Regions from separate parts of the Mus musculus genome. Here region 1 is linked to region 2. A link is a loop called in an ENCODE intact Hi-C map of the cell type or tissue named here. Cell type or tissue: gastrocnemius. All regions are shown on one strand. Each heading gives the region's core, and the rest is flanking DNA. Links, peaks and the distances in the headings are about the cores only.

The links. Peaks named below come from ENCODE experiments on the same cell type or tissue, not always from the same donor. Only the 100,000 strongest peaks of a DNase experiment are listed, where the experiment ranks them.
Region 1: a loop joins it to region 2, with 2.2 times the contacts of the local background. A loop is called at or near these places in 6 of 42 quality-filtered maps.

What each region holds. Positions count from the first base shown.
Region 1 is chr8:120,205,750-120,217,778 of GRCm38, forward strand. A330074K22Rik (RIKEN cDNA A330074K22 gene) reads right to left here. Exons shown (of 3, transcript NR_110496.1): 3 at 1-736. Among named protein-coding and RNA genes, the nearest start is that of A330074K22Rik, 16 kb to the right of the region's middle. In gastrocnemius, for the core only: a CTCF peak has its summit at 5,729; DNase peaks (open chromatin) are centred at 8,408 and 9,847; H3K27ac peaks cover 4,331 bases.
Region 2 is chr8:120,263,014-120,275,042 of GRCm38, forward strand. It overlaps a transcript of Gse1 not described here. Among named protein-coding and RNA genes, the nearest start is that of A330074K22Rik, 41 kb to the left of the region's middle. In gastrocnemius, for the core only: a CTCF peak has its summit at 7,628; DNase peaks (open chromatin) are centred at 5,617 and 7,654; H3K4me3 peaks cover 892 bases; H3K27ac peaks cover 4,053 bases.

The DNA of each region.
Region 1 (12,029 bases), core at 2,324-10,323, 58 kb before region 2:
TGAGTGCCCAATTGGTGGCTATCCCTGGGAAATAGCATAGGAGAACAGCTGTACTCACAAAGATACTGGAAAAAGAAGGGAGAGTCCCAAGATGGCGTGGCTGCTTCTGGGTATACGGTGGGATTCTGGTGAGGGGGATCAGAGTGCCTCTCACCGGTGTCAGGTGGTGATGTCAGGTCATGATGAAGCACGGGGCTGAGTGGGTGGCTGGGGCAGAGCTCTGCAGGGATAGGGGACAAGGACAGGCTGGTGTGAAGTGCACTGCACGGTGCTTTAGCTGGCCTTGGGCTCCTTCTTCACCACAGGGGCTGGGTACAGCAAAGACGCCTGAATGGAGCTTCCGGCCTTTGAGGAAACTGCAGTCTGACTGGAGGCGAGGCGTGCAAGTGTGGTGAGGCTCCGCAGAGATGGTGACTACCCAAGAGGCTGACTCACTGGGCTGGGGGCGGCCAAGTCCTCCTTCAGGACTCAGTGCTGGGGCTGAGTAGGGCCATACTGAGCCAACCCGGGGGGTGGAAGAGTTGGGACTCTGTACAGCAGTAGGGCCAGGCCACTGCAAGGCATCAAATGAGTTTCCTGGTGTCACTGTAACAGTGGAGTCCGTGCTAGACATGGTGGTTTACATTTGTTAAGTCAGGAAGCTGAAGGAAGAGTCCTGTCGTGAGTTCAAGGCCAGCATGGGTTACACAGCGAGTTGCAGGCCAGTAAGCCAGTCTGGAACACGTAGAGAGGGATCCTGTCTCGGGAGAAGGACAACAGAGAAAAGTGAGAGGCTTCAAGCATCTTGCATTTATTTATTTATTTATTTATTTGATTTATTTATTATTATAATCTAAGTATACTGGTCTTCAGGCACACCAGAAGAGGGCATCAGATCTCATTACGGCTGTGAGCCACCATGTGGTTGCTGTGAATTGAACTCAGGACCTCTGGAAGAGCAGTCGGTGCTCTTAACTACTGAGCCATCTCTCCAGCCTGCATCTTGCATTTATTCTATCAGGTGTGGAGATCAGAAGTCTGGTGTGCAAGGCCGAGTGGTAGGGTATTTGCCTGTTGTGCATGGGGTCTTAGGTTCGATGCCCAGCACCACAGGAGAAGGAAGAGGAGGAAGAAGAGATGGAGGAGTAAGAGGGGGAGGGAGAAGAGACAGGAGGAGGGAGAAGTTATATACGGGCTGTACAGGGTCACATTCTAGGGTTGAGCTGGATCCTGCTGGAGTTCTGGGAAGCAGCCTGGTTCTTTACTGTTCCCAGCTTCTGACCTAGTGACATCCTTGGCCGTGGTTCCTGCCTCCATACCAGTAGTGCCTGCAGGCCACGAGTGGGTCTGGATCTGGTGTGTCCACCTTCCCATCTGGGGGATATTGGCTTTGGAGATGCATTTGGTGGTCCCAAGGGACCTGTTCCCCAGTGTAGATAGAAAGTGACCAGGTGGCTGAGATACAGACAAGAGGGAAGCTGGGCATGTGGGAAGGGAGGGTTTTAAGAATCAGGACAGGGAGCGGGGCGGTGGTGACACACGCCTTTAATCCCAGCACTTGGGAGGCAGAGGCAGGCAGATTTCTGAGTTTGAGGCCGGCCTGGTCTACAGAGTGAATTCCAGGACAGCCAGGGCTACACAGAGAAACCCTGTCTCGAAAAACAAAAACAAAAACAAACACAAACACACAAACAAACAAACAAACAAAAAGAATCAGGACAGGGGCTGGTGAGATGGCTCAGTGGTTAAGAGCACTGGCTGCTCTTCCTGAAGTCCTGAGTTCAATTCCCAGCAACTACGTGGTGACTCACAACCATCTATGGGGGGTCTGATGCCCTCTTCAGGCAGGCAGATGTATTTGCAGCAGGGCACTCATACATTAAATAAATACAATTTAAAAGAAATAGAAATCAGGACACATTCAACCCCCGTGATGATTCTTGTCAAACTTGACCGAATTCGGCGTTGCCATAGAGACACACCTCTGAGTCTTTTCCAGACAGGATGGCCCGAAGAGAGAAGATGCGCCTTGAATTGGGCATAGGGGTGGGGAGGGGCATACCATCCTATCAGCCAGGGTCCCAGACTGAGTAAAAAGAAGCAAGCAAGCTGAGCCCCAGCAGTCTCCTCTCTCTGCCTCCTGACACCTATGTGTGACCCCCCCCCACTTCTGCCACCATCCCTTCCTACCATTAGTCCTTCATCCCCAGAAGTCGCTAACCCAGTGCCGGAGGATGAGAGTCCCGGGCCAGGGAAGGCACTGGGCCATGGGTTCGGCGACCAGCAAAGGCAGAGTGGGCAGTCCTCTGGTTTTCTGTGCCTTTCTTACTTCCCCTGCATCCTAGATCCACGTACACCCGCCTTCAGCTCACAGGGGGCGTGGCCTACCCACATGGACCCAGCCAGCCCACGGCCCCACTCTCCCCAGACCCAACCTGGTTTGGCACTGGCGTCCTGGCTCTGTAGCCGGCCTGTGGGTGAGGCTTCACCTAATGACACCGAGGCCCACTCACCTGGCCTCTTGGCTGACCCTGGGCGGGCCCCTGAGCCCCCGCTGGCTTCCTGCTCTGTAAACAGGGCTAGATTAATGGTAAGGAATTGTCAGAGAGTCCCATCGGATGGGACTGTTTGGAAGATGTCTTGAAGATAAGGGCAGGAAGGCAAGCCTTGCCGCCAGCGCACCGCAGTATGTTTTCCTGGCATCATTTTTCACGGGGCCTCAGGAAGCCATAATCATAAAGTTAATTATGCTTGATTAACCCACATCTGCTCAGAGGCTACATTGCCAGGAGTTGTTCTAGGGGTCACGGGAGAGTGGGGGACACACATGACTCCCCAAACCTGAGACTTTCTCACCAGGGACTATGTACCCAGCTTCCTGCCATCTGCCTCACCGCCACTGTCCCCACCAAGAAACCTGCGCTCTGACTATCCTCAGTTTGTGTTCTATATTAATTTTATTTAAAGGGATTTTTTTTGGTTTTTTGTTTGTTTGTTTGTTTGTTTGGTTTTTTTGAGACAGGGTTTCTCTGTGTAGCCCTGGCTGTCCTGGAACTCACTCTGTAGACCAGGCTGGCCTCAAATTCAGAAATCTGCCTGCCTCTGCCTCCCAAGTGCTGGGATTAAAGGTGTGCGTCACTACTGCCTGGATGATATATATATATATATATATATATATATATATATATATATATATATATATATATATATGTATGTATATATATGTAAGTACACCAGACACACCAAAAGAGAGCATCAGATCCCATTACAGATGATTGTAAGCCACCATGTGGTTGCTGGGATTTGAACTCAGGACCTTCGAAAGAGCAATCAGTGCTCTTAACCACTGAGCCATCTTTCCAGCCCCTTAAAGGGTTATTTTCAAGAAATAGGGCCTCACTTGTGGCCCAGCGTAGTCTTGTCCTCCTCCTGGCTTCAACTGAACCATCTGAGGAGCTGAGACTACAACTGTGTACCGTCCCTTTTTAAAAAGTTAGGGGGCTGGAGAGATGGCTCAGCGGTTAAGAGCACTGACTGGCTCTTCCGAAGGTCCCGAATTCAAATCCCAGCAACCACATGGTGGCTCACAACCATCCATAATGAGATCTGATGCCCTCTTCTGGGGTGTCTGAAGACAGCTACAGTGTATTTACATATAATAAATAAATAAATAAATAAATCTTTTTTTAAAAAGTTAGATTTGTGCCAGGCACAGTGGCACAATCACCTTTATCCCCAGCACTGGAGAGGCAGAAGCTAGCGGATCTCTTGAGTTTGAGGCCTGCCTGGTCTAAAGAGCGAATTCTGGGTCAGCCAAGACTACAGTGAAACCCTGTCTCAAAATAAATAAATAAATAAATAAATAAATAAATTACATTTATTTATTTGGGAAGGGCTATGCATGTGGAGGTCAGAGGACATCTTGCAGAAGTCAGTTCTCTCTGACCACTACAGTCCCTGGGATTGAGCTCAGGTGACCCCATTTGGTAGTAAGCACATTTACCTTGCCAGCCCTGTCTCCACTTTTAATAACTATAGAAACTCAATACAAAACTCGCCGCTTCCAGCCAGGCGTGGGAAAAGTAGGGACAGGGACGGGATGGTCAGAAGTCAAGGTCACCCTCAGTTACACTGGGAGTTCCAGGCCAGCTCGGGCTACCTGAGACCCTGATTCAAAACCGCACAGTAAACAGCAAAGCCAATCATAATTGAAGTCCCCTCCCTGCCACCACCGCTAAGCACACGATCCCGGAGCTGTTAGTAAAGTCACAGGGCTGGGTGGCTGCAGGCTGAGTCTCAGCCCAGGGGACTTCCAGGCACCTGAAAGGAGCCAGTCCTTATCAGCAGTGGCTCATCCCTGCCTGTAGACTTACTTCTCCTGGACATTTTACTTAAATGGGTCAGACAGAGCAGGGTCCCCTGGCATCCTGCCTCGAGACCTCATTCCTTTGCATGGCTGAATAACGTTCCCAGTGCATATTGTTAGCCAAGTGTTCATGGGCATTGTGATTGCTTGCCCTTTTTGTAGGGTTTTGCTTTGGCTTTTTTCCAAGACAGGGTCACACCCTGCAGCCCTGGCTGTCCTGGAACTCCCTCTGTAGAGCAGGCTGGCTTCGAACTCACAAAGCCATGTATATCCGCATATTACAGTCCTAAATAGGGCCAGGCTGTCCTGGGATTCTGCTCCCCAGGTAGCTGAGAGTGACCTTAACATCTGCTTCCTCCAGACTTCACCTCCTGAGTGCTAGGATTACAGATTTGGGCCCCCACACCCAGTTACTACAGTTCTGGGTGGAAGCCAGGGCTTCTCACGTGCTAGGAGTGTCTCACCACTGAGCTGCGTCCCAGGTCCTTTTATCTCCGGTGTAGAGAAGTGAAGCAGTTACTTGTTAAGATCTCTCCTGACCCTCAACTCAGTAACTCCACTTTTAGGTATTAACATTCACCCCACAGAAGCAAGAACAGGCCCCAGGGCAGGAATGTCCCCCGAAGCCTTGTTACGACAGCCCCACACTTGGGATTCCCGAGTGCCCCCACCACCCTTCCCTCAACACACCAGAGTCACCACTAGGGTCGGAACACCATTTGTCAAGTTTGGTGGTAAGCACAAAAAAGAAAGACAGGACACAGCAACTTGGGAGAGTTTCAGAAATGATGAAGAGTGACAGAAGCCAGACTTGCTACCGATACTCTGGGTGTGAAGGGCTTTCTAGGAAGCGAGAAGTCCGCAGCAGATGGCCCAGCTGTGGCTGGGGGTGGGGGTGGGGGAGTGGGGTGAGGGTTGGGGGTGGGGTACAGAGAAGATTCAGAGGTGCTGGGGACACAGATAACTCTGACCAAGGTGTGTCTCTGGGTGTCACAGACATTTCAAACGGGCTGGGGCTGCCCAGGCGGGACATGACAACAGGCTGGTACCGGCTTGAGGGCAGGCATAGGGGAGCCGGTGGGCCCACTGTGACTATCTGTGTACAGATCTCAGGGTAAGCATCTGAGTCTCTCTTCTCTGTCCTGCATCATCTCTCTATTCTGTCACTGAGAATCCCTCTCCCTGCGGGTCTATGTGCATCCCTCCGAATGAGCCGTCCTGGTCCCTGTGTGTGCTGCAGGGTGAGTGTCTGTCTCTGCTGGTCTGCCCTCCTGCCTCTGGGTTCCTGACCAGTTTGAGAAAGTAAGCCCCCTCTTGGGCCTCCCTCCAGAGGGCGCCTCCCCCCCCCCAAACACTTTTCTCAGGCACTCTGGCGCCTCGGGTGGCAGGAGACTGTCAGCTCTGAGGTCTGGGAGGGGCAGGCTATTCCTAGGGTAGGACTCTGAGTTCTGTGCCTTCGCCAGGCAGGGCTGGATGTCCAAATGGACTGTTTGGGTGAATCTCAGTATCTTCTTTCACCAGTTACTTCTCAGCCCTGAGTGGGGCCTGGGGGATGGTAGGAACCCCCAACTTCCTCTTGGGCTACAAGGGCTGTCTGGAATTCTCCCACCACCTTCCAGCTGCAGGTCTTGACCTCTGTTTGGAGATAAGGAACCCCCAGCAGCTCGAGGGTGGAGCTTACCCAGCAGACCCAGGAAGACTCAGCCCCAGGACCACACTGGCTACCAAGCCACTAGCTCAGAATAGCTGTGTATTTGCCAAAACCCCTGATGTCTCAGTGGGTCCAAGTGAGGTCTCAGGTCAGCCATAGGGCCACAGCCTAGCTCCCCAGGCCTCCAAATTCAAGGTTACCACCACCACATAGAAGCCAGAGTTTCAACTCCCACAGGAAAGTCACAGTAATGCCCACGCCATCATCCCTTGAAGGTGGACACCTCCTAGAGACCTCTGCTCCTTAGAAAATGGAGAACCTGCCAGCGGCCATGGTAGTACATGCATTTAATCCCAGCACTTGGGAGGCAGAGGCAGGTGGATCTCTATAAGTTCGAGGCTAGTCTGGTCTACATAAGTGAGTACAGGACAGACAGGGCTCTGTTACACAGAGAAACAATGTCTTGGACAAACACACAAACAAAACAAAACAACAGAAACAAAAACCCAAATCTCACAGTTTTCAATTGGCTCAAGAAATGGGCTGGAGAGACCACTCAGCCGTTAAGAACATTGACTGCTCTTCCAGAGGTCCTGAGTTCAATTCCCAGCAACCACACGGTGGGCTCACAACCATCTGTAAGGGGGATCCGATGCCCTCTTCTGGTGGGTCTGAAGACAGTAACAGTGTACTCACATACATTAAATAAATAAATCTTAAAAAAAAAAATCTTTTTGCAAGTGGTCCTCAGAAAACCCCCATGTGTAAACACGAGCTTCCGTGCTTCCTACCAAGGGCGAGCGGCTCTCATCCTGAGTGCTCCACGAAGATGTGCCTCGGGGGATGGGGAAAGTACGTTCTAGCTAGGAGAGGGCTCAGGAGGGCTGGAAGACTGGCCCAAGGGGTCCAGCTTTCACTTTGGATCATCTGGCTTCCCGGGACTCTTTGTCTCAGTGGTGGTGGGGGTCAAAAGTCTCCTCAGCTTCATCCTGCCACCAGGTGCCACATACCAGGGTCCTGGCTGTTGGCAAGGGTGACAGCTGTGCCCTGCCTCAGGGAACAGGCTCTAGCATGTCCCTTTAGGGAGTGGGTGACCAACTGCAGATCCTACTGACCAGGTCCTGGCCTAGGCTTGTCCCGGGTATGCTGTCTGCAACTCAATCACGCAGGCCAGTAACGCTGCCAGTGTGGGCCATTGGGCCACTAAGACGAAAGCGAAAAGGGATGTGCTGAGTTTGAACACAAAGATGCGTTGGGTAGAGTGGTCTCTTTCTCTGAAGCAGCCTTTTAGGGGATCACTGCCATTATTCTCCCCCCCACACACACACCAGAAACCTGGGTCAGAGCCTTGGGGAAAAAAACCTTCCTGGTTGGTGGCAGGGCGGGCCAGTTATGCAGTTCTCTGATTTAGAGGCACTGGGGCCTCAGCAGCTGGCAGGACCCTGAGAGTCAGTGAGTGGCTAAGTTGTGTGGCCCCAGGCAGGTTCCTTCACCTCTGGGGCTCCATCCAGTACTGTGTAAAAGATGGGTGCATCTGTCTAGAGCCTATTCAGTCAAACTCCAGGGTCCCAATGAGGAAAGAGACGGCGTTCAGAGGCTGAGGGTGCAGCTCAGTTGGTAGAGTGCTTACATAGTATACACAAGGCCCTGGGTTTGAGCCCCAGCCCTGCATTAGCCAGGAGTGGGGGTGCACACCTGTAACCCCAGCACTAGGAAAGTGAAGGCAGGAGGGTCAGAGGTTCAAGGCATCCTCAGGTACATAGGGGGTCCGGGCCAGCCTGGGCTGAAAGAGAGAGATGCACAGAAACAGAGAGACAGAGACAGAGAGAGACAGAGGGACACAGAGACAGAGTGTGAGAGACAGAGACACATAGAGAGACAGAGAGTCAGAGGGACACAGAGACAGAGTGTGAGAGACAGAGACATAGAGACACAGAGAGAGAGACAGTGTGAGAGATCAAGTCAGAGAGAGACAGTACAGAAACAGAGAGACAGAGACAGAGAGAGACAGAGGGACACAGAGACAGAGTGTGAGAGACAGAGACACATAGAGACACAGAGAGACAGAGGGACACAGAGACAGAGTGTGAGAGACAGAGACACATAGAGACACAGAGAGACAGAGGGACACAGAGACAGAGTGTGAGAGACAGAGACACACAGTGTGAGAGATGGAGAGATAGAGAGGGAGAGAGGAAGGTCAGGTCCAAACACAGGGACTTTCCAAGGTCTCTGGCCATTTTTAGCTTCCCTCTCTGGGGCAAGTGACCTGCACTCTGTCCTCTGGCCCCACAGCTCAAACCAAGTTCTTTTTCTGTCTCTATGAACTCAGGCCGAGCCCTCAGCCAAGGCTAAACTCAAGAGGGTTGGACACGTGGCTTGGGCCAGGAGCCCAAGCAGATGGCAGGCCACCTGTTGCAGGGGTGGCTGAGAACCAGCAACCGTGCTGTGGCACCACTACTGCCTGCTGTCCCCCACTGTCCCCCGCCTGTCTTTCCGCCTACCCAGAGAGCCTGGTTATTCCCTCTGCCCCAAGCCTCTGGGGTGTCCATAGAAGAGGAGATTCAGGAACAGAAGGTTTTGTCCCCTGAGAATGGGAGCAGCCCCTGAACCTGCCACACCTGCCTGCACAGAGGTCCCCTGCTAGACATTTCGGGATTCCAAGATTCAGTTTGTTTCAAGATGAGGTTTAGATATGTAGCCCACCCTGGCCTGGAGCTCCAGAGCCTCCTGCTTCAACACCCCCCCCCCCCAGGCACCGGGTTACTGGTGTGGGATGTCACACTTGTTTTATAGGTTGTTAAACTGTAACTATTTTATTTATGTATGTATCTATTGTTGTTTGGTGTTTTTGAGACAGGGTCTGTCTATGTAGCCCTGGCTGTCCTGGAGCTCACTACATAGAACAGTCTGGCCTTGAACTCACAGAGTTCCATCTGCCTCTGTCTCCCAAATAGTGGGATTAAAGGCATGCACCACTGCACCTGGTTAAACTATTATTTTAAAACAACAAAACGACCAGTGGGGCTGCACATACCCCTAGTTCAGACTGAAACATTTGATCATTCAGGAACAAACTGTACATGACAGTGTACGCTTATAATCCCAGCACTCTGGATATGAGGCAGAGGGATTGTTGAGAGTTCGAATCCAGGACGGTGAGATTTTTTTTTTTTTTTTTTTTTTTTTGTCTCGTAAAAACCAACAAAAGAAAATCAACCCATATGCAGAAAAAGCACACCCAGCTGGTCTCCAGGGAAGGGGCCTGAGGCCATCGCCAGGAGTTTCTGTGGATTCACAGAATTTTTAAACCTTTTACTGCACAGTGTGTGTGTGTGTATGTGTGTGTGTGTGTGTGTATGTGTGTGTGTGTGTGTGTGTGTGTGTGTGTGTGTATGTATGTATGGTGGGGCGGCGTTAACTGACTTCCTGTCAGAGGTTGGATAAATTTTTCTCCTATGGCATCCTTTCGAGGACATCTTTATGTAGGGCTCCCTGATCTGCAACTCCAGAATCAAAAATGCTTGCATATATATATATATAAACTTTTGGCCACAAAAATCTGCCCCAAGCTGACATGAGGCTATTTATAATGTCTGTTTTCTCCCACTCAGCATTGAGACTCACGTCTCAGCTACAGCAATGTCTATTTGTTTGGTTAAGGGTTGGCCTTAGGTAGTAGCATTTATTTATTTTTTTATGGTGCTCAAATCCACAAATCTGAACTCTAGGCCTATCTGACAGGATTACAGCTACACGGTGGCTTCCTGCTTGGCTGGCCATGCGCAGGGCTTGTCTGCTGGGTTCACTTTGCAGCCTGGTGCCATCTGCAAGTGTCCATGGGGAGGCCGAGGCTCTCATAGCCTCTGTGGAGGAGTGACAGCTGAGGGCTGGGTGTGGCTCCTCCCCTTCTTGTCTCCTGCTGTCCTCTGAGCTCACTGGGATCACTAAAGGCTGTGTTCCTGTGTGGCTGTCTGTTGGCATGTGTTGGGGTGCACAAATAAGTGGGGGGGATGTGTGCTTCTTTATATGGAGGCCAGAAATTGAAGTGAGGTGTCTTTCTGGGTCAGTCCCTACTTCCTTCATGGAAACAGGGCCTGCAACTGAATTCAGAGCTTGCCTGCCCCTTCAGTCCAGCTGGCAGGCTTGTCCCAGGGTCTCGTTTCAACCTTCTAAACTCTGGGATTACAAGTGGCCAGTACGCCCGCCCAGCTTCTCATGTGGGCCCTGGGGATCTGAAAGGCTGAGTTCGCTTGCCAGATTTTTTATTGACTGAGTCACTTCCCCAGACCCCACAGTTCTTTCAGACACATCTCCAAGGTCCTGTCTACTCATGGCAACCACAGCTCTGGCCTCCTCAGCACAGGCCTCCTATGTTCATGTTGGACAGACTCAGACCCCTTCTGGGGTCTGTAAGGCGCTAGACCCTCTCTGCCCAGCCTGGAATCAGGGTAAAGGGGACTGAGGACAATGTTCTAACTGGCTGTCACTGTCTCATGAGCAGCTTGTGCCCCTCGGCAGGTATAGGGCTGTCAGCTTCTCCTTGGTGGTCTCAGAATGGCTCCCAATCAAGTCATTAATCTTGGTCAACACAGCACTGCTCAGACCTGAAGCCACGCTCCCGTGACAACCTGGCACACAAGTCACGGAACACAGCGGGCATTCCCAGGAGCCTCTCCTCCAGAGAGCATTTAGCTTTTGTCTAAATTCAGCCTGCCTATCTTTCCTGCTAGACTTTTCTGTTTCATTCATATATATATATACATATATATATATATAATTTTAAGATAGGGTTTCATTCATATATATATAAAATTTTAAGATAGGGTTTCCTGTAGCCCAAGTTGGCCTTAAATTTGCTACGTGGCTGCACATGAGCTTGAACTCCTCTGATTCTTTGGTCTCTACTTTCCAAGTACAGGAATCACAGGCGTGGGCCACCAAAATCAGCTACCACCACACATTTTTCAGTTAGGTATCTTCTTCCATCTACCCACCCACCTGTCTGCTCACCCACCTACTCACCTGCCAATCCATCCATCCTCGCTTCCACCCATCCACCCATCCATCCAGACCCTCCCTCCGGATCCCTGAAGTTTTTCTAAGCAGCCCCTTCCAGGAGCTGGTGAGACTTGGGAAGTTTCCCTGATCAGGAGCTGGGCTGTAAGCTCCTCCCATGTCTCATTTGCATGTAAGCGTCCTCATTTGCATACACACTAGCCCGGCTGCCTAGCTCAGTCCAAGCCCCAGCAGCAGGCTCTCTCCTGTGCACTAGACCGACAGTGTTGAGCAAAAACAGATGCTGGCAGCTCACTCCGTGGAATTTGTCAGTTTGGAGGAGACAGATGTGAATCAAGTAACCACACTCTTGAAACCATAATCACAAACAGCCCAGCCAGGCCTCAGCCAGCCAGGAGGCTCCCGGGAGGTGGGGACACTCCCCAGAAACCAAAGGTCTACAAGGGCACTTATCAGGAAAGGGCATCCAAGCAGGGTGTTGTAAGACCCTGCTGAAGTTGGGGTCTTCAAGAGAAGAGGCCAGGAAGTGGGTGACTCAGCTGAAGTAGTAAGATGAGGTCAGCAGGCCCAGTGACATAGTTGCTGGTAGGAGCTGAAGAAAAGCTAGGACCAGGACATTGCCCATGGAACAGGGAGTTGGTGAGGGGACACATCAAGCCAGGACTTCAAGTCCCTCCAGTCCTTTCCATTGACAGCAAAGGGGCTGGGGGAGGGGGGGTTGCGGGGGTGGGGGTGGGGGGCGGAGTCAGAGGCAAGGGAGTCTGGGAAATAGAGTTTACTGCGGAGGGGCAGTGAGGGATGACAGGCACAGTGAGGGAGGTGCAAAGACAGAGGTGTGGTATGCATGGCGCCTCTTGAACAGGGTACAAGGAATCTGAGTCTCCCCTCCTCTGGGGGAGGGGGCAGTACGCAGACCGAGGACACCTGATGAAGTCTAAGAAAGCGTGTGGAGCAAGACAGAGCCCAGCACCAGAGCTGTGCTTTGAAAAGAGTGTGCTTAGCTAAGAGGTGAGC
Region 2 (12,029 bases), core at 2,802-10,801:
GGGAGATCCTTGGATTATGCTGGGAGATCCTGGATTATGCTGGGAGATCCTGGATTATGCTGGGAGATCCTTGGTGCGTGGTACCCTGGCTCTGTGAGTCCGACCAAGGTCCCAGGTCTGGGATGAGTGTGACTTGCCCACAGCACAAGTACCTCTAGGAGGAAGGTACTGGCCATCCCTGGGAGCTCAGCCTCCAGACCTGCCCTGTGTACATGTCAGGGGTCTGTGAAAGACTGGGGCTGCTTTGTGCCCACGTGTCTCCCCACCAGGACCTTGTGCAGGCACCGAGACAAGTCTGTTGGAGCAGTGCACAGATACCTTGCCTGGCTTATTGGTGGGAGTGAGGTTCATTACGATGACATGGATCCTTCAGCATTGGAGGTGACCCTGGGCACACCTCTCCAGAGGCATCTCAGGGCTTTTTCTGTGTTTAATGAGTGTCCTTTCCATGGCTGCTAACACTCTGAGAGGGGTGGAGAGGCCGGTGAGGCGTACAGATTCAGGAGGGACCATACGCAAGCTCCCAAGTCCCTGGGATGCCTCTGAATGGCTAGTGTGGGAGTCTTTCTTCCCCAGAGTCTCCACCGTGAATCCGAGGCTTGGGGACTGGAGCACAGAGGTCACACCCCAGCTGTGTGTCCCAGGTAGCCCAGCACAGGTGTTCCCTCTTGTTCCTTTGTTGATGCTCCAGTTTTGTGGGCTCACATGGGAGGCAGTGACTCCTCTTCCAAGCTCAGGTTTGTGGTAACGTACGGAGTGCCAGCCTCGGCTCAAGGACACAATGCCGTCTCGGGGAGCCCCTGGGACTGCTTTCTCCGTGCAATGCCCTGCCCTTCTGGGTCCCCCTCCAGCTTCCTGCCCCATCATGGCCAGTGTGCCTTTTGTACATGTCACAACTTCCAGCTCCTGGTAGACACCCTCTGCGTGTTTTTATAACAACCAAACAACCTGTGAAACTCTGTATTCTATGTATTCTCAAGTCCTTTGAGGACTTAAAAAAAAAAATCAATGCAAGCAGCTCAGGCTGGAATGCACGAAGCCCTGGTTCCACCCTCAGCACCCCAGAAACCGGAGGAGCAATAGTTCAAGGTCAGCCGTGGGTGCATAACAAGTTCAAATCCAGCCTGGGCTACGTGAGACCATTATCTTTAAAAGAAAAAAAATTTTTTTTTTTGAAGCTTTGGCTAAGTTGAAAATAATTTGGGTAGATTTGGGCTCAGATGGGCTCACAGCATCAGATTGCTGTCCTTGACCCCACTGTCCAGCCACCTGTGAGCACCTTACTCTTTCTTATTCTGAACCCCTCTGGAGCTGGCATGCACGAACTCATGGCCCCTGCTCCCATCTCTAATGACTCTATGTCTCCTAACGGTTTATGGTCTGTGAATAGTCCTTACACTTCCCATGTTAGCTCACCAGACCCCGCTCCTGTGGCTCTGTCTTTCCCTCGGGCATTTTATCCCTAGGTTCCTGCCTTTGCAGGACATGGGCAGTGTCCGTGCTTGTACCCACTTTACAGATGACTTGCCTAAGGCTCAGAGTTGCATTTCTTAGTTTCTGTTCTGGTTTCTTGACCCCATGGGTAACGTGAACTTTAAGGGAGGGGCAGGTATCAATATTTTCCAGGATGGCCCAGCCTGGGGGAGGAACTACATTAAGATATTTCAGGTGTACCCTCCACTGTTTTGTCCCCACCCCAGCAGGCTGCAGCTGTCCCACCTGGTGTCCCGTGTCATCACAGCTGGTGTGGAATGCTCCTGCCCTGAACCCTCCAAGTACCCTCTGTCCACCAAACAAGGGAGGGGAATCCCCTGCCACCGCCACCAACCAGAAACCGCAGTGGCGGAGCCGCTCTGGTCCCCTCAGCCGTGGGTGGTTGTAAAAATAGTGCTGGGTTTCAGTTGGAGCCACGGGGCTGGCGGGGGGTCGGTGTCCCCTCCTGGAGGAATCACCCGCCACATGTTGCCAGGAGCTTTGGCTGGGAGAGGCAAGCGCAGCTCCAGGCCGGCGAGCGGGCGGCCGCGCAGATGGAAACCCGATCAGCGCGGCGCACAGACTGTTTGATTTATTTTAAAATCAAGCAGATGGCAGTGGTGGGGTTTGTTTAAGTTCAGCTCAGAACCGGGCCCTCGGCCAGGAGCCTCAGGCAGCTGAGCCAAAAATTTTTCAATGACTTTGGTCGGCAACCCACCTCTTCCCTCCCTGTATGAACTTCAGCCCTGCCACACACAGGGAGGCCTTCGAGGGCCTTCTCCAGGGTTGGCCCCTTTGTCTCTGTCTTGCTGGGTCTGTCTCCCCCCTCCCTCATTCCCCCCCATTCCCCACCACTCCCCTGCTCACTAACCTCCACTCTCTGCCCCTCCTGGTGTGAGTCTGGGTGTCTGTCTCCATATCCCCCTACTGCTCCCCCCCACCCCTCCCTGTCTCAGGAACTTTCCAGAATCATCCTCCTGTTCCCCACTTTCTCCAGCTTCCTCACACCCTGCCCCCACCCTCCTGCTCCCCCAGAGGCCCCTCCCCCCACCCAGCAAGGCTCATGGGAGAACAGCCAAGCCTTTGTGGCATTTGGGCCCGTCCCCTCTCTGAGACGCCTGTGGCTGGGAAAACCAGGCCCCCAGCTATAAAATCCTGGAGCCAGCCTCTGGGTCAAGTGGCCTGGCCCGCCCAAAGGCAGGGAGGCCAGGGAAGTGGCCTTCTGGTCACAGGTCACCCTCTGCAGCTGTCCTCCTTGGCTGGGGGCGGGGTGGCCTGTGTTATGGGAGGAACCCACTGTGCAGCTGGCTCACTGGGGAGGTCAGCTGCTCCAGAAAGACACACACACACTCACTCTTTCATGCACACACACAGTCTTTCATACTCACACACATACACTCACATATACATACTCACAAACACATATACACTCACATACACACATACTCACATACACACTCACTCTTTCACACACACACACACTCTTTCATACACACACACACATACACTCACATACACACACTCACAAACACACATATACACTCACATACACATATACACATACACACATATATACTCACATACACACACATATACACTCACATACATATATACTCACATATACATATACACTCACATACATATACACATTCATACATACCCACATACACATACATACTCACATACACACACATATACACACACATACTCACATACATACACATACACCCTTCATATGCCTGCACTACTCACCTCCACACACACCAGACCTGCTTCTCACGCACACCTCCATTCTCCACTTGCACACACCAACATGCATGCACATACACCTCTCACATGTAAAGCCAGGGATTTCCAGCTCACAAAGAGACATGTGTCTCGTACACATACATCGTGAACATGGTAAGCCATGGCACCCCCTTTCCTCTTTCCCAGGATGAGCCAGGCAATGGCTCTCAAGCCCAGTGCCTCTGTCTGCCCAGCTCGGCTCTCAAGCCCAAGCAGCACTCGCTTACAGTCCAGGGAGGCCAGCCTTGGTTTGCCTTACTGTCTCTTTTGCCACAGTTCCTAAATACGATGAGGTTATCAATAGCAGCTGTCTCTTTACCCCAGCTCCCCAGGCAAGGTGGGATACTACATGGAATTCCCCCAGCACAGTCTCGACTTGGGCAGGAGGCCAGAGCCTCATCAGGTCCTCTTGGAGCTGGGTATCTTTCTGCCTCTGGGTGGAGAGGCTGGAAACAGAGTTTCCAACTCAGCCACCTTCCCACAGCTTCACCGTGGACGAGCCGGGCCAGCCTGGGGAGGGTAGGAGAGGGACGCATAGACCACCCTGGTTCATGGCTGCTCACAGTCTACAGAGGTCTGGGCTGTATCCGCATTTCTTGTTCCTGCTCTTAGGTCACATCATGGTGACAGGGAAGATCCTCTGGTGCCATGGCCTCTTTGTTCTCTGGCATCCAAGTGACAGCATTCTCATGCTCTTGGGACTGTACCCTGCCGCTTACTACACGGACCCTGCCCTGCTCCGGGGCCTCAGGGTTACATCTGTGAAAGAAGCTTGGTGCCCTGGAGGGTATTTGGGGACCCTGGGCTGAGTGTGGCCAGGAGGAAGCATACCCCCACACACACACCCAGGCCCCCCAAGCAATCCCGATGGTTTCACAGCCTCTGAAGATTTTCACGAGAGCCCCTCCAGGGTGCTTATGTGTGATTCCCACCTGACACCCATGCTGGCATCTGCTGGGGCTCAGTTTGAAAACTACAGGCAGTTTCTGTGCCTTTACATGAGCGAGACCCGAAAAGCAGGAAACACGGCCCAATTAAATGTGTGTCCCACGAGGGTCCAGCTCCCTGGGTTGGGACTTGCCTGCTTGTTTATTTCCTTTTTCCACTCTCCGTCCCCCACGGTTTGCCTGGTGGTCCCTGGAGCCTCCCCCACCACAGGTCCCCCCAATCCCATGCATTCACCACCTGGTCCCTCCTCCTCACTGCTTGGTCCCGGAGGGCAGAACTGAGTGTGTGCATTCAAAGCACGTGTGTGTGTGTGTGTGTGTGTGTATGTGTGTGTGTGTGTGTGTGTGTGTATGTTGTGCACATGCGTGTGTGAGTGTATGTGTATGCATGCATACATATATGTGTGTGTGTGTGCAAGAGTGTGTATGCACATGAGTACATGTGTGCATGCGTATGTGTGAGAGAGAGAGAGTGTGTGTGTGTGCATGCATGCAGTTTTTGTACTTTTCAGGAGCTTTTGCTGGTCTTTGCTTATTTTTTTCCTGGTTATTATGCCGAAAGCAGTTCTTGCCTCAGAGTATGGTGGGCAAGAGCCACATGCTGCCCTCTGAGAAGAGGCAGGCCAGCCCAGCACCTCTGTCACCCACCGTGTTACCCTTGGGCTCCAGACCTTGATGGTACCAAATGGAGCCATCACTACCTTTAAAGACACTTACTGCTTTTAAAACAACAACAAAAAACAAAACACACACACACACACACACACTTAACAATGGTAGAGATTGAACCCAGGGCCCTGTGTGTGCTGGGCAAACCCTACACAATTCATTTACATCCCAGCCCTTGGCATTTCAGATGAGGCCTCATTCTGTATCCCAGGCGGACTGGAATGTGCCCTGGTCTCCTGAGATCTGGGCTTATGCTCATCGCATGTACCACCACATTCAACTTCCGCTTGCCCCTCTTGTAGTCTGCTGTAGCCTGGGCTGTCCTTGAACTTCTACTTCTTCTGCTTCCATCTCCTGAGTGCTGGGTGTGGCAGGCACCACCACACTGAGTTGATACAGTGCAGGGGATGCAGCCCAGGGCTTCACATGTTAGGAAAGCTCTCTGCCCACTGATCTTCAGGGTCAGTCCTCAGACCCTAGTCGGAGTTGTGGTAAAACCAACAGGGCGTGTATCCTATCTAGCGACATTCCACAGCCCACTCCACGCGGCATGCAGGTTCCCTCTGCTCTATTCCAGAACGTTCTCACACCTCAAAAGGATGTCCTTTGCCCACTACCATCCCGGTTCCCAGGATATTTGGGACGGATGCACAGTCTCCCTAGCCAATGTGGCATATGGCATGTCTCTGAGGCCTCGGAGAAGGAAGTACTGTGGGGTTCCTGGGGGAGGGCCGCGTTCCAGATGCCTGGGATGACTGAGGCGGACATGGTGGGTGTGGAGGGGTTGGGAAGGCAGGAGAGGAAGTGGGGAGCACACGGGAGGCTTCCGGGAGCCAGACTCATTTAAACACCCGTGGTCTGCTTGGCAGCTGAGTGCTTTTTCTATTTGGGCTCTGCTTGAGGCTCCGCGTGTTGGCCGCGTGTACTCCCGTTGGAGTCACAGCTTCACTCGGTTCGTTTGCACCCCGGCTCCCTGGTTTCCTGTATGCTGAGCCTGGAGCAGAATCTAGGGCTGCGCGGGCGCGTGGGTGCCTTCCCTTCATTCATACTGAAGTGGGTCCCTGGGTACCTACTGTTTGCTAGGTTCTGTTCTGAAGGAGCGCCCTCGCACCCTCCCCCCAATGATGCCTAGTGGATTTCTCTCTTCCTCTTTGCCAGCCATGCTGATCCCGCGGCTAAGGCAGAGATCCTGCCCTTTAAGATGCATCCACCGAGGCTACCGCTGTATTACAGATATCCCTGTTTGGATAGTAGACTCTGGTCCTCTCAGATTTTCTGAGGTGGAGCTTGAGAATCAGGGAGGCCCTGCTGAGGTTCTCTGAGGTTGGGTTAGCCAGGCTGAGTGGGTAGCTGGTTGGTCCCACATGGCTGGCGGCAGGAAGACTCCTGCTCTTGTCACAGGGTCTCCTGTGGGGCTTCGAAGGGGCTCCCTCCTCTGGCAGCTGCTTCCTGGTGCTGTTGAGACACACGATGTATCTCTCCTGTGATCATTGTATCAGAGCGTGACACAGAAGTCACACTGTGTCATGGTCTAGTCCCTCACAACCAGCATTCTGTCACCAGAGAGCAAAGTCAATGGAAAAAGACTTCAGGGTACACTCTCCACAGCTTCCCTGCCTCACGCCCCCACCCCCCCACCCCCAGACACCTTCCTCCTAGTTGACTATTGGCACTATAATTTATCTGAGCTCAGAAAGTAATTGATTTCACTAAAGTTAAGGGAAAGCAAAGGCTGAGTGGAGCCACCATCGTGTGGTAGAGCCGCTGGCAGCCCATCGCTGCAGCTGAGAGGCTAAAGTGGGGTAGGAACCCTGGGTCTGCCCCCACTCCCCTGTGGTTGGGCGGCCTCCAGCGAGCATCTCACCCCTCTGGATCCCAGGTTCCCTCTGGTAACAGAGAAGTCGTAGCTGATCCTGGCTGTGGTAAAACTCAGAGGGAACAGGGCATGGCATGTGGTCAGAGTAGATGGTCCCCCGTGTGGGTCACACCATACCACCTGTGGCAGTGTCTTACCCCACACACTCTCACTGGGGAAGCAGTAAGAGGAGTTCTTTGACAGGAGCCATCATCTGCCAAAAAAGCCTGAGGTCATCTGGAAAGGAATGAACAAGGCAGGAAGCGCTAAGTACCACCTAAAGCTAGCCTGGCCAACCACCCGGCGAGCCACCATTGCCTTTCGTCTATATCCACACGACAACCTGTCCGCCTATGCAGCTACTTATATCCATCCATCCATCTAACCCCACCCACTCACCGGTCCATCTGTCCATCATCCATCCATTCATATATCCATCTCTCCATCTTCCTACCCATTCATCCATCCATCTGTCCATCCATCCATCCACTCTCCCACACCCATTCCTGCATCCGACTACCTGTTTATCCACCTGTCCATCATCCATGGGTGTTGACACCCAGGTGAGTGGGGAGAAGAGACCCCACTGGCTGAGCACTGGGAGAGGAGGAGGCAGATACTGCTGACACAGCGTGCAAAGCTTCTGTTCAGAAAATTATGCTAGAGATGGAGACTGCTTCTGCCTCAGTTTCCCCATGGACGGGCATCGAGCCTTGTTAGAGGACAGTATGGAAAGAGTTAAACTGCCTGAGGCAGGACCTGGGCCTGTGCCACACCACAGGGCAACTGTGTTCGCCTTGGTATTAGAGGCTGCCAGCTGGGACCGGCTCCACGTGCCCTGGGGGCTGGAGAGGCCTCCCTTTCCCACCCAAGAGAAAGCCACCAGCCGGGGAGCCAGTGAGTGAGCAGGGCTGTGAGCGTTCACCCGTGGCTGCCCACACGGTGGTGTGGCCCTAGGGCTGCGTCATGGGCTCCTGCCGGCCAGCCAGCAGCAGACTAGAGCCAGCAGCGGCCTTGGCATGGCTCACGGAATCGAATCAGCACAGATCTGCTGTTGCCAAGGCTGGGAGCAGGCTCACTGCTCCTGTTCAGCTCCTGCAGCCTGGACCCAGGGTCCCACCCTACCCCCAGCCTCTCCAGGGGTTCCCTCCTCTTTCAGACCCCACCCCCTCTGACTGCTGGCAAGCACTATACCTGGTATATGCCAAGTGCTGTGCTAAGTGCATCTATGTCTACTAAATTATTTAACCCTCATAAATACTATTCATGCTTTGTAGAGAAGGAAACTAAGGCACAGAGAGGTTAAGTAACCTGCCGAAGAGTGCACAGTGAGTGGTCGGTAAAACTGGGATGAAAGTCTGGCTAAGGGCAGAATCTCTGCTTTTTATTAGTGTGCATGCATGCGTGCGTGTGCAGAGGACAGTGGTCAACACTGGGTGTCTTCCTCTTTTCTTTTCTTTTCTTTGAGACCTGGTTTCTCGCTAAACCTGCAGCTTCCTGGTTCAGCTGGCCGTCTGAACATGGCTGTGCTTAATGGCAGACATTTTACTGAGTGAGCCGTCTTTCCAAGCCTCCAGAGTCCCTGCTTTCACCCATAACACAGGACTACCTCTCCGTACCAGTGTTCTTCAGGAGTGTGAGGTACCATCGGAGCTGTTGATGTAATATCAAATGACCTCCTCCAAAACCTAAGAAAATCTAAACGCGAGTTTCCCGTCTTTTCTCGTGGTTGTGAGATAGCTACCACAGTTCTACCATCACATTCTCGCACAATAGCACCGTGGGTGGCAAGGAACCTAGGGCTCCCTTGCTCTTTTATCTTTGTGGAGAGAAAATCTAAGAAGGTTATAACAGCCATAGGTCCTATCATCCAGGGCTGGACCACAGTCTGTGTGTGATTGTAGGGTTTCTGGGGATGTGTGCATATGACATTTTTGGGCTCTGTGGGGACCAGGCTGATGGAAATGGCTGCTCAGTGGGAGTCTGGAGCGCCCGTCCTGTCTCTAATCACACAGCAGGCCTGTTTATAGGTGATGGATTCTTTTTATATAGGGGGAGAGTGATGCTTGCTGAGGGGCGTCTGCCCAGCTTCTCTCACTCCACACCGACAGACTGAACTACTGGATTTTGCCTTTGAGAACTGCAGGGTCAGACTCTGGAGGTCACCTCTGTGTGTTTGCAACAGGCTCAGAGCTGAGTGTCTAGAAGGTTCTAGATCGGTATCATCTCATAGTATATTGGAAGGGCTTTTTACCCACTGCATACTCTTTCTGGAAGGGACACAAACCCAACTCCTCCTTATTTCAGCCAAGTAGGTCTGTTGAGTCCCATCCTGTCAGAGATGACCACCAGCAAGAGGGGGTTGATTTCTAGTGATCCTAGGCCCTAGGGAGAGATTCCTAACCACTGCCCTGAGCAGACGCTAATCAGCTGGCCTGGGACACATGGCTGTGCTTGTAAAGGAGACAAGAGCATGCTGGTTGACAGCCCCAGGGGCAGGGAGCGTTAAGAGCTGGTTAGAGGAGAGAGAGAGAGAGAGAGAGAGAGAGAGAGAGAGAGAGAGCCGGGCGTGGTGGCGCACGCTTTTAGTCCCAGCACTCGGGAGGCAGAGGCAGGTGGATTTCTTGAGTTCGAGGCCAGCCTGGTCTACAAAGTGAGCTCCAGGACAGCCAGGGCTATACAGAGAAACCCTGTCTCAAAAAACCAAAAAAAAAAAAGAGAGAGAGAGAGAGATACCTTCTGACTAAGGATGAGTGTGTAGTGGATGGATAGATTGGTGGATGGATGAACAAATGGACAGATGAATGGAGTGATGGGTGAATGGATGGATGGTGGATGGGTGGATGGATGGATGGGTAGAGTGAGTAGATAGATAAAAGAGTGGTGTCTTAGTTTCTTTTCTATTGCCATAAAAAAATACTATGACCAATGCAACTTAAAAAAGAGCAAATGAATGAGGGGTGAATGAGTGAATTTGGGGGCTCACAGTTCCAGAGGGCTAGAGTCCATGACCATCATGGAGGGTCACATGGCAGAAGGCAAGGAGATCAGGGAGGCATGTCATTGAAGCAGAAGCTAAGAGCTTACATCTGGTCCATATGCAGGAGGCAGAGAGAGGGTGGGGCAAGGGAGAGAGGGAGAGAGAGAGAGAGAAAGAGAGAGAAAGAGAGAGAGAGTTAATGATATGAGCTTTTGAAACTTTAAGGTTGCCCCCAGTCACACACCTTCCCCAACAAGACCATACCTTCTAACCCTTCCCAAACAGTTCCACCACTGGGAGACCAAGCATTCAAGTGTATGAACCTATGGGGCCATTATCATTCAGACCACCAAAGATGGGTAGGTGGGTGGGCGTGTGGATAGGTTATTCATGGTGGGATAGCTCGTTGTGTGTGTCCCTCCCTCCTGCTTTTCTGGGCTCTCCCGGTACCTCCTCTAACAAGCTGTGCAGCCTGCCTCAGTTCAAACTTTGTTTAACCCCTTCAAGTCCTCACCTCACATCATCTGTGCCCCCTCCTCAAGTTAGAACAAACCCGTTAGGACCCTTTGTGTCATACATGCCATTCCCCACCAGCAAATGGGGAATCTTAATATGGTTGACATGGAAAGCTGGCAAGACCAGTGGAAAGCCACCCCTCGGGGCACACCTGGTGCTGAGCACCCCCTGCCCTGGTCTGGACTGACCTGTGGTGGCTTTGAGGTGGTGGACATAATAAAGACATTCATCAGTTGCTTCTGGCAGTGGGGCAGGGCAGGTTTGGCCTTAGGATGCCCCCTAGGTGGCAGCTTCACAAGGCTGGGGGCATCTTCTGTACATGGGAGCTGCTTCTGAGCCCCAAAGAACACCAAAGAAGCCTTCCGTGGCCAAACGTTCTGTCTTTGCCACCAGTGTCCTTGGCGCTCAGTCAACCATGTGGAACACAGATACAGACCAGCCAGGAAGACTGGTCCCCTCTGACGGAGGGAGACTCCATAGCTGACAGGCTGACAGGTACTCCTTGGGCCTTGTCCTGTAGGCTGCTCCTTTGCTACATGGCTTGAGGGCTGGAGAGAGCCATTGCCCACCTGTTGGCATTCTCCTTCTGAGGTTCGGGGGAGTGAGGTCCGCCCACAGGGTACCCCTGACCTTGCAAAGGCCACACCGTAGGAGGTCCACTGCTAGGCTGCTAGTTCCAGTCCTTGGGCAGATCACTTTCTGTGGGGGCAACCAGCTGCAGAAGGTCCCATACCACACATGACTCCCCTTCAGGATCTGGGCTGTGTTGGGATTCTTTTGGCTAAGTGAATGAATGAATGAGGGGAATGAATGAATGAGTAAAGAGAGACTAGTTCAGCATGTCCTTGGGGTCAAGTGGTTGGGTCTGGGAGGATCCACAGGGCAGGTATGTCTGAGCTTCTACCTGTGTGGCCTGGGTGAGAATGTGGCAGGCAGGGTTAGGGATGTGACCTTTTGTTGGGGTCCCTGGTGGGCCTAGCCTTGCAGGATCAAGGCAAGGCGCCCGCCACTCCTGTGGGCTGTTATTCATTTAATCTCCCATTTTTACTGAGTCTCTTCACACAGCCAGAGCTTCCCATAGAGACTGGGGATTGGGCAGGCCTGGAGCTGACAGACTTACGGGCACATCAAGAGATGGTGCCCCATTGCCAGGCACACCTCAGATGAAGGTTCTGGAAATGGTCAGACAAATCCTCTCACAGAAGGCTAGCTCCTGGGTGTGCTGAGTGGTACCGTGTGTGCATGGCAAGCCTGTAGGCCAAGCAGCATGTATGTGTTCCTAAGTATGGGGGGGAGGGGTCTGCGTATGTGTGTGAGGCATGGATTCCTGCCTAGTGGTGGCGTGCTCTGGTAGGGGGTCATGTGTGAGAGGGGTGTGCATGTATATAGGAGGTTATGCCTGTGTGTGGTGTATATCCATGCTTGTGGGGGAAATATGTATTCATGCTTACATGTGGGTATATATATATATTCATGCTTGTGTGGGGGTATATATTAGTTCATTTGTGGGGGTGTTTGTCTGTGTGTAGGGGTATGAGTAGGGAGTGTGTGTGTGTTGGGGTGCCTGTGTGTGGAGATGTGTTTCTGTGGGTAAGTGTGCATGTGTGTGCCTGTGCGGGTGTGTGTCTGTAGGCATCTGCATGTGTGGGGTACACGTGCCTTATGTCATGTGTGCACACATGTCAGATGCATATTTGTGCATGTGCCTGTGGCTGTATGTTTCTGTGGAGGGGTTCTTATGTGGAATATATTGTGGGGTTTGTGCATGTGTGTGAGGTGTGGTTGTGGGGGGTGCGTGTGT